2 separate regions of the Homo sapiens genome follow, and region 2 is linked to region 1. Evidence: read pairs that join two places in POLR2A ChIA-PET (ENCODE). Cell type or tissue: CD4-positive, alpha-beta T cell. All regions are shown on one strand. Each heading gives the region's core, and the rest is flanking DNA. Links, peaks and the distances in the headings are about the cores only.

Region 1 (5,393 bases), core at 170-5,169:
CATTTAAATAAAGTAATGTATGTAGGAGTTTTATGAAAACAGCAACCAATAAATAAGGGTTATTAATATGGTATCATCATTTTTCTATTGTTGTTTGGAATCATGCTCTCTCCAAATTTATCTTAATTATTCTTAATTTTGATGTACATTTTTACTGGATCATTATTATACCGTCACTATAATAACATCACATTGAACTAATAAAGGGTAAACGTTTAATGCAAATTTGTGGGTTAAATAAATGTGGATCAGTTGATTAATAATACCCTATATTTTACACTTTCGAGTTTCAGTGTATTTGACATGTTATTCCAATAGCATATACCACAACATGGAACATTGTATTAGTGTTAAGATTCTGGAAATTGTGGAAAATATAGATGCTAACTATAAATGATTTAGATTGGCCATAAATGATTTGCAGACAGTTGGAGTTTAAAAAGTGTCTTATTAAAATATGTGCCAAATATGTTTCCTATTCCATTCTCAATAGATAAGAATAGGTTCACAATATCCCTTCTGCCATTTGTGAACTCCAGCCTTCTTCACATTTCTCTCAAGTAGTTTTGAGTATCACCTATGAGGTGGGAGGAGATAGTTTCACGTATGCTACCTTTGACTCATCCTCATGCCACCCCTCACCATCCTTGGTCTTTCTTTTTTACAGCTCTGATGGCATCTCTCATTCCAAAACTTGCTGAAGGTGCCAATACTACTCCCACTTGCCCCTGCTGCTGAAATCTGATATGCACAGCAAGGTAGCTGAGGTGCACTGTTGAGGACATTAATGTCTACATTAAGGACCATACATCTTTTGACAGAATTATCTACACCATATCCTGTTGTTGCAGAAGCTACCTGCAGCAGTGCTCTGATACCTTGTACCAAAACACTTCTAGATTTCGGTTGCATGTTTAATTGTAATCCTCTTACCAGTTACAGAAGCTAGATCTGAGATATTATGCAGAGAGGCAAAAACTGGCTGCAGAGAGAAGGAAAGATACAGGAGTACCAGAAACAGAGAGGGATGGAAAACCTCATAAGCTGCTAGGAGGAGAAACAATTTCAAATGGAGACGGAAGTCATACCTTAATGTGCTGATTTCAACCAGGCTACTTATGTAACTGATGCAAATGACCACGGAGGAGGGATCCTTGAGTTTTTTCGGGTACTGATATAGAAGAAGACACCTTACAGTGTCAAAGGAAGTTGATGGATTCACCTTGGCTGGTAAACAGCTCCAGAACCTGGCTGTGCTGTTATTGTCTTTGTGCATTATATGCCTTCATTCAGGGGAAATGGGCCCTTACACTAAGATAATGTTTTCCATATTTAAATATTGGCATATATGAACCTTAGAGATTCTGAAGTTTAAATCATTTGTTTTGGCAATTACAAAACTGAGACTTGCTAACTTGATTAGAAAGTCAAGCAATTTGTAGAACACCACTCAGCTAATTAATAGCAGTAAAAAGACTAGATCCTAGATCTTTGATTTTTAGTTCTACCATTCACTATATCACTACTAGTGAATTTTTCTGATGCTTTCTTGAGAGTATGGTCTTTATAGTATGTCAACAATTGTAAACTTGCAGCTAAAATAGCTGATCATATCCGTCTACAGGGAGGCACTACACATTTGCGTGAATACTTCCTCTTCTATTTGAAAAGTGTAGATTTACTTACATTCTTTTAAATATATCAGCACAGACTATCAGGCCGAGGATCACTGTCTTCCAACACAGTAAACATGGACCTGGTTCTTGTGCTCCAGAGAAACAAATGAAAGAGCAGGCCTCAAGGAATTTTGTTCATTGGGATCAGTGGGATCACAAGTATAGATCTAAAGAATGGAGTTCCTTCAGAGCTCACTTCAGGTGGCCAAGATGAAAATATGTACTTTCCTTCATAATATACTTAAGAAGATAAGGTCAGTTTTGTCATTGATCTGGTCCTATTCACCTTGTTTTTCTCTCTTAAATTATTTCTTTACCATTGTGGAGATAATCAACCGCATGGTGTCATCACTCATTTATCTCTAAGCATAACAGACATTTTCAACCCATTTCAGGTGTCCTCAAATTATTCATTTTTTATTTAAATGAAGAATTGTCCAGAGTTAGCATGTAAATATTAGCTAAGGGCAGGATGTGTGTGTGTCATGGAGGGGAGGACCTCTCCTGTTTAGGAGGAACTGCTGGCCCTAATATGCATGTCACATACATATGAACCTTGATCGGCTGTCATGCGGAAGGAATTACACTTCCGCTGGCCTCCCCTACCACAACCACAGGTGGAATCTAAGCTAGGCACTGAACTTGGCTCACACAGCTGTGAGCTTGCGCTGAGTCTCATCCTTTGCTGTGGAACTCCCTCTGCTGCTTCCTGCCCCAGCAAACTCCCCTCTACCCAGCCACTGGAAAGGAGTCCCACAGGAGGGGAGGGACAGTAGAGTAGAGCCCAGCTTCTCTGTCCAACACATAAAAGCTCTGAAAGGCAGTTATAAAAGGCTGAACTGGGAGCAGGTATTGTTAAAAAGGGAACCACTGACTTCCTGTGAGCACATGTTCCTGTCTCACTCTTGCTCTGCAGCACAGTAGAGGCTGTTTAGTTCATCACAAAGGAAGTGCATCAGCACTCCTGAAGATGCTACTCTAAGGGCACCTTTGAGTTGTGGGCCAGGAAGGCATTCCATAGTAAGACGAAGGAAAGGCCAAGTTCCTATTGTTAGCGTCACTATGCTTCTGGTTTTATAGTTTCCTAAGTTATTGCCACAGGTCATGGATCTGTGGCGCTCAAATGTTCGCTCACAAGGTTCACAGCACATTCTTTGCAGTTGCACCACCCAGCTAGGAGGGGCGAAACCAATGGAGCATTTTAGGCAGAGCTCATTTCCGCCCACATCAAAAGTAAGAGAGAAGTTTGTGGAGAGCTACATTTGAGCCCTCCATTAGCTGTTTTACATCTTGTAGGCCAAGGTGACACTTTCTACACTATGTGCTGGTGAGATACCACATGGACAAAATGTTGTAGAGGACCCAGCCTGAAAAATGCTCAGGCTTTAAGTCTGAGCAATCTCCACCACATCTCTACTCCACATCCCACCCCTCCTGGAATTTTAAGTCAGGAGACACATTGTGAGTGCATGGACAAAATAAAGAAAAGAAAGAGAGAGAGAAGAGGGAGGGAGGGGGAGAGAGAGAAAAAGTATATCAATTAAAAGTTTGCTGAAAGAGTCATGACATAAAGAAGATGAAAGAAAAAAACAAATTAGATTGTTACCAAGCTGTACATTCTTTGTTGAGGGAGAATAGAGATGAATTGGTAGCAGAGAGGAAGAAAAAGGAAGCATTTTAAGATGCAAAACAGGAGAAATCAGACTTAAGCAAGAATGGAGAAATAACTACATTTATCCACATCAGCTGTATCTTACCAGTTTGACTACTCTAAATGCTTGGGGATAATCTGGGAGTTTTTCACTGCTCCCCTCCTGCTGACAGTCCCAAACATATTGATGAGGCATTTTTAATAGCTTTCACCTCTGGCTCCTACTACAGCTTCATGTCTTTTTCCTTGGTTCTTATCCTCATCGTGGTGTCATGATTATTGTCCTCTCAGTCAAGCCCATCCTGTGCTACTGACTGAATGATTTTTATTAAAAATAAATTTTCCCCTATGCCTCTCCTGCTTACAATGCCTTATGATCCTTGATTGCTCACAGATTGAAATCCAAATCTTTGAGGATCCCATTCAAGATCTTTCAGTGCCTGAGTATAGCTCGTCTCTCCAAATTCTTCTTCTGCATATTATGTGCCTGCTAAAGAAAGTACTTACAGTTGTTCAAATGAGATGTTTCTTTTGGAAACCTCCCTGCATTCCTACCTGCTAACCCCCTATTTGGAAGTTAATTGTTGTCTTCCCCCACTCAGCTCACAGGTGTCCCCTGTGCACCTTCTACTGCCCACTCAAGCATAGTTGATCACTTCCTCCTTTAGGTCTCAATGCCATGACAATTTAATCACACTCCATTTTCATTATTTTTTATAAGTCTGTTTCACTACTTGGTACTGAGCTTCTGCTTGTAGAATGTGCACTTTGTTCTTACTTATTTTTGTGTTCTTGGGTCCTATTGCCAGTGCCTTGAATATACTAGATATAAGTCTAAAAATATTTGTTAAAGAATAAGTAAATGAATATTTCAGTGGAAGAAACTCTTTTCCCATGTGGGGACTTTGCACTTTCTGTCACAAAATTTGACTTAATCTAACTTAGGCAAAGATGTAATTTATTGGCTAAGAGAAAACGTTTAGGGATATAACTAGATTAGACATACTAGATTGAGTATGCAAACAATATCATATTTCTCTACATCCCTTAGTTCCCATTCCCATGGTTGAATTTAAGCTGCTTTGGCTTTAGACTTAGACTTTCTATGGTAGCAAGGGAAGACTCAAACCCCAGCCTTTCCAATTTTCAGTCCAGCAAACACACATGTACACACACACACACACACACACACACACACACACACACACCCAACAACAAAAAACAGAAGTGAGAATCTCTTTCTGCAAAATGCCACTTAAAATTGCCCAGACTACAATGACTACAATTGGGGTATATGTCCATTGTAGAACCAATTTTTCTGGTCAGGTAAATGCTGTATCCTTATGGGCTTAGACCTGTGCCCCACCTCTATAAACAACTTTTCTGGAATTACAGGGAATGAGAGTGGCAGAGGAGGATGTATTCAAAGGGTTACCAGAAGAGAGAGGAATTGCAGTTGAAATGGCACAAATGAATAGGTCAGTTATAGAGTAGATTACTCTTTATTCCTTTAAATCTAGATTTGAGACATTGAGAGCTTCATTTATTACCTAATTTCTAATGGCAAACTCAGAAAATTCATCTCCTATTTGGTTTTACTATGACTTACACCTTTCAATATGATTTGTAACAAAACTTTGCTGATTTTGATAATGGCATGTATCAATGACACCAAGAAAATCAATTACTAACCAAAATTATTTTATATATTACATGTATATTTATAAAGGCTGAGAGGTAATACTAGTGATGTGGTCACAGAGTTAAAACTAAATGTAGCTTTTCATTGTTGTGTTTGCTTTAAGAGTTGTTTCAGTTATCTACTGTTGCTCAATAAACGACTCCCAAAATTAGGGCTTAAAATAATTTATTATTATTATATCTGATGATTCTTGGGGCTAAGAATTTAGATAGTACCCAGTGCAGATGACTCATCTTGTTCTGATGCTCGGGACCTCAGCTGAGATGACATAAATGTCCATAGGCTGGAACAATTGAGGGCTGGCTGAGTATCTCTTTTCTCTCGTTTTCTCTCTCATTTTCTGCCAAAACCCATCTGCAGCCTG
Region 2 (5,393 bases), core at 204-5,203, 65 kb before region 1:
TTTTTCTTAGAATTTAGATTTATTAAAGGAAGCTAAATATTTATTTGCTAAATGAAAACAGACTTCTTGACTGTGGTATATGTATCAGTGGTTTTGCTTTCACAACCCTTAGTTCCTTTGTAAATTCTGGGTCTGTTACCAGAATGGACCTTAATTTCTTTTTAATTTTTTTTTCAACTGTGATCCCAGCAGGGACAAGGAAGCAAACTGAAACACATGATAACCTTCATCACTCAATCTGGAAAATTCAATAAGCCCAAGTTAAAAAGCTAAGAACCTAAAAAAACCCAACAAGTCCTCTAAACTAACATGTTAGAAAAAGTAGCAGGCCTAAAGGCAAGATGGTCCTATTCTTTATTTCTTTTCATATCTTTCCTGGATTTCTTATTCATATGAGTCTATCTGGAGGGCTATCTCTGAATATTTTCTTCTTGCAGAGATTTTTCTTTCTCAATTTCAAGGAAAGAAGAGCTGTAAGAAGAAATGGTCACAGGCAGAAAAGAGAGAGGTTGCATTAAAAAATGTGATCAAAGGCAGATTCTGATTTTCTAGCTCAATTAGAAAGTTTAAGTTTGGTAACTTTGAAAGACTAATGAAGTCTAAGTTGAATAGCAGAAATAATATTATTTGCTAGGGAGCTTTGTGTCTCTATGGATTAATGATTTCATTCGATGTGTAATACAGGATTCGAGATTGCCAGAGGTTGAACATCAACAAAAGGGATTTTTTCCCCTTTCCTCCTGGGGATTCTCTTCTGTTCTGTTCTCTTCCTTTCTCTCTTTCTTTCTTTTATGAGATTCAGCTCTAGGGTGAGAGATATCCTGAGTCTTGACTGTTCTTTGATTGAAAGGAACCTGAAGAAGCTTCTTTCTTTCCTCCCTCCCTTCCTCCTTTCTTTCCTCTTTTCTTTCCTCCTTCCTTTCCTCCTTCCCTCCCTCCCTCCCTTCCTTCCTTCCTTCCTTCCTTCCTTCCTTCCTTCCTTCCTTCCTTCTTTTTTTCTTGAGGAAGTTTCGCTGTTGTTACCCAGGCTCAAGTGCAGTAGTGTGATCTTGGCTCACTGCAACCTCCACCTCCCGGGTTCAAGCAATTCTCCTGCCTCAGCCTCCCAAGTTGCTGGGATTACAGCTGCCCACCACCATGCCTAGTTAATTTTTGTATTTTTACTAGAGACAGGGTTTCACCTTGTTGGCCAGGCTGGTCTCGAACTCCTGACCTCAGGTGATCCGCTCACCTCGTCCTCCCAAAGTGCTGGGATTACAGGTGTGAGCCACTGCCCCCAGCCGGAATTTCTTTCTTATTCAAGAAAATCTGGTTGATTGTAAGACCAGTTGGATATCTGAATCCGCCCCCCAAGTTAGGCCTAATAAATGCTAGTGCAATTGGAATGCTAGACCATGCATAGAAAATCATCGGAATTATTAGGCAGTGAGTACATATTTCTCTCTAAACAATTTGAGAGACAGGTTTGTTCATTTGAACTTAGGCTGCAGATGTGCTAATATTATGGCTGACATCTGACAGATGAAAAGATAGTCACTCCCAAATGGAAGGCACAGAGGGAAAGAAGTAAATGACCACGTGTCACTGCCAGTCACTGTTCTGGGAACTATGTGCTCACTGTTTCCTTAGCACTTCAAAACAACTGTATTAGGCGATTATAATTCCATTTTTTTGGTTAAAGAATTAACATTCAAATAAGTTAGGTAATTTTCTGAAGGTCATACAGCCTTTTAAAAAGTGACACTGAAGGAATTTGATTGCAGGTCTGTCTGACCCAGAGTTAGGTTCATTCCTTTCCCTGCTAACACCTTCTCAGCATATATATATATATATATATATACACACACACATATATTCCAAGATATATATATATTCCAAGATATATATATATATGCCAAGATATATATATATATTCCAATATATATATATTCCAAGATATAGATATTCCAAGATATAGATATATATATTCCAAGCATATATATGATGTTTTATATATAATGTATAAATAACACATGTTTTATATATACAATGTGTGTATACATATATAATATATGTTATATATTATATATGTATACATGTTATATATGTATATACTATATATATAAAATAGATATATATATCTCCCTGTATACACTATCTTAGTTTCCTTCAAGATCATGAGTATGTTTTGTATGTGGACTACATTTTACAGATTAAATGATGCAGGGAACCACAGAATTGAAGCTAAATGATTTAGGAAAGCAAATTCAAAGTTAAGTCAGAGAACCTTGAGTACCAAATCTAGGGAAACTCATCCAATTGAAGCTAAAATGAAACTGAAATTGGAGATCTGCAGCTTAAACAAAACAAATTTGCCTTTCCAAGGACCAACATAACTAAAGAAAAAATCTTTGTCTTTGGATGAGGCAGGATAAACCATCCAAAATGGAGTAAGACTCAAAGAGCTAGGATTAGTAGAAGGAAAAAAACGATTTAAAAAATAGTTCATAAAAAGATTGAGCAATCTATACACTGGTTGTACCTGTTCCTGAATTTAAATTAGATGTTTTAAAATTAGCCAATCTCATGTGCTGTGCTGTGGTGGACAAGGAACTGGAATTGTAGATAGCAGAAATTGCTAGAGGAGTATAAGCAAAAATGCCTGTGGATTCAAGACAATGGTCTTTGGGAGAGAACCCCAATAGCTTGGATAGTGGCATTGGTAAATTACTCAGAGAAACATTACTAAAATTTGGTTAGGGGATCATCAGTTGTCCCTTTGTCAAATCACACCCCCAGAGCTGGATGGAAAATAAACTTATGTTTATTAATGTGTTTTATTGGAAGTGAAGATGGGATGGGAAGATGGAGGCAGGAGAGGGAAACTGGAATTATTCAAGAGGAACTTTTTCTGGCTTAAATTGGCCTTCCCAATACATTTACCTGTTCCAAAGCCGACCATGTGAAAACAAAGGGCACAGTCAAAACTGTCCAGAGTCATGCAGAAATGTTCAGAGATGCAAGGGGTGTGGTTGCCTATGTTAATGGTATTTAGGGCTTCCTGTCAGCTTAAGAAAAAGGAAGTGCAGAAGTGAGAATGTGTGTGTGCTAGTGTGTGAGTTTCTCACTGTATGTGTGAGTTTTGTTGTGTGTTTCCGGGAGAGGGAAGGGAGGCTGGGGGGAGGGTGCAGACATGAAGGAAGTGCAGTAGATGTGGCAGTTTGGTCTATCTTGGAATCAGTTTGTGATGCTTCCGTGGTGCTGAATATCGCTCTCCATTTCTTCAGGTCTGGGAATGATTGTCTTTAATTACCTGTTTGGTTTTACTCTCGTATTTCTGGGATACCACATCTGTTTTTAATTTTCTCTCAATTACAAAAGCAATATATATTGAATGAAGAAAATTTGGAAAATATAGAAGACAGGGAAAATAAAATAAAACTGGCTCATAATTCTGTCATCCTGCAATAACGACTATTAACATTTTGTTGTGTATCCTTCCAAGTATTACTGAGATTTACAAAACTGGGCTATTACTCCACCTATTGCTTTATATCGTGTTCTTTTCCCTGGACTTTTATCTCTGTTTTCTTTCTGTGCCAAACCCTCAAATATTCTTTGTACTTTAGTGTCTCACTCGGGCAATTCTCCACCTTCATGTTACTCCCTGTCCATTGCCTTCAACCCATGTTCTGTCCCAGTGACTTCCTCCATGTCTTTCTTTAGAGTCCATGATTCTTCCATAAAAATCCCTTCTTTGCTTTATACATTCAAAGCCCTTTTTGTAATCACCCTGATAAACCTCAACCTTCATAAAATCTAACTACCTTTCTTTTCCATGTTAACCACATTGCTGGAGAAAACCATGCAACTGTGCTGACTCCTCAAAATGCTATTCCTCAAACATAATGTCCCCATAAGAAATGAAGTGTGCTTCTACCTCCAGGCCTCTTAGTGTTCCCTCTGCCCAGACTTCTCTTTCTTGAGCTGTCTTCTGAGGCTTATTCCTCTACATTCAGGTTTTTCCTCAAATGTTATCACTCAACTCAGCACAAACACCTATCAGTGGCCTCAGTGCACTCTATTGAAGTGATCGAATCACTGCAGTCTCCTTTATTTCAGCACGTAGACTCCTTGAAGAGAAGAGTCATACTTAGTGAAGTCTTGTCACAGAGTCAGTGCTCAATAAATGTCTGCTAAATAAAATAATAAATGGAAAAAATCCACTTTTTTCTTCTTCTTCAGGTGGCAAAGGAATTTCAGCCACATTATCATATTTGATTCTTTCAAAAAACCCGCGATATTGATTTGATGACAGTATTTTGGATATTATATATGTGTGTGTATATATATATGTGTGTATATATATGTGTATATATGTGTGTATATATATGTGTGTATATATTTGTGTATATGTGTGTATATATAAGTGTGTATATATATGTGCATATATATGTGTATATATGTGCATATATATGTGTGTATATATGCGTGTATATATATGTGTGTGTATATATATATACACACACACATTTTTAACAGGACTTCAAGTTCACAACACTAGCAAGGGGGAAAGATCAAGCTTGGTGTTACTTTCACTCTACCACACGTCTCATACTTCTGTATCAAAGTAGTCCTAAAAACAGAAAAAACTGTCTAGCCTGGATGCTATGTATTGCTGTAGCTGAATACATTCTGCTGAAGCATGACATTTATATTAAGTGTCCAAAATTCATTTATCTCACTATTATCTTTAACTTGGTACAAATTAGTGTACTATTATCCTGTTACATGTTTGCTGCAATATTATCTGTTTTATAACTTACAAATTAAATTAAATTTTTTGACTCTTTTCCTCCTTCAAGAAAAGATGCCACTCCAAAGGATGCCTCCTATTCATCCCATGACTTCCCAGAACTTCTTGCATACGTTAAATGTCTCCAGACATCTGTATAAACCCAATCTGGGAAATAACATGCTTTACCACACAGTCTTTCCCCATTGTGGATTAAAGGCAGGACTTGATAATGTTGCTATTTGTATGTCAGTGAGTATAATGAGAAACACCAACTCAGTTAAATGGCATATACTTCCAATGCAAAATTGTTGATCAATATCCTGGCTCAAAGGGTTATCAGAGATGTATGATATCTGGACATGTTTTTGAGACATTTTACAACATAGATGTAAAGAAACTCTTCTTGACTCTCCTAGATATATAGCCAGACTTCACTCTTCCCTCATCTGAACAACTAATGAACCTCATGTGGATAACTATAAAATTTATTGCAAATATTTGGAAGATATAATGTCCCCAAGAGAGAAAAAAATTAATAAAAGCTTATATATCTGGAATGAAAAAAACATAACTAGGGAAGACAAAGTTTCATGTTACTTGATTCCTAGATACACCT

The links. Peaks named below come from ENCODE experiments on the same cell type or tissue, not always from the same donor. Only the 100,000 strongest peaks of a DNase experiment are listed, where the experiment ranks them.
Region 2: POLR2A ChIA-PET joins it to region 1 with 19 read pairs; 10 of 35 experiments call an interaction of 5 or more read pairs at or near these places.

What each region holds. Positions count from the first base shown.
Region 1 is chr1:198,618,804-198,624,196 of GRCh38, forward strand. No RefSeq gene overlaps it. Among named protein-coding and RNA genes, the nearest start is that of PTPRC, 18 kb to the right of the region's middle. In CD4-positive, alpha-beta T cell, for the core only: no CTCF peak of the experiment used is centred there; DNase peaks (open chromatin) are centred at 748, 1,129, 2,288 and 2,868; H3K4me3 peaks cover 2,814 bases; H3K27ac peaks cover 4,941 bases.
Region 2 is chr1:198,554,022-198,559,414 of GRCh38, forward strand. No RefSeq gene overlaps it. Among named protein-coding and RNA genes, the nearest start is that of ATP6V1G3, 16 kb to the left of the region's middle. In CD4-positive, alpha-beta T cell, for the core only: no CTCF peak of the experiment used is centred there; a DNase peak (open chromatin) is centred at 3,120; H3K4me3 peaks cover 747 bases; H3K27ac peaks cover 803 bases.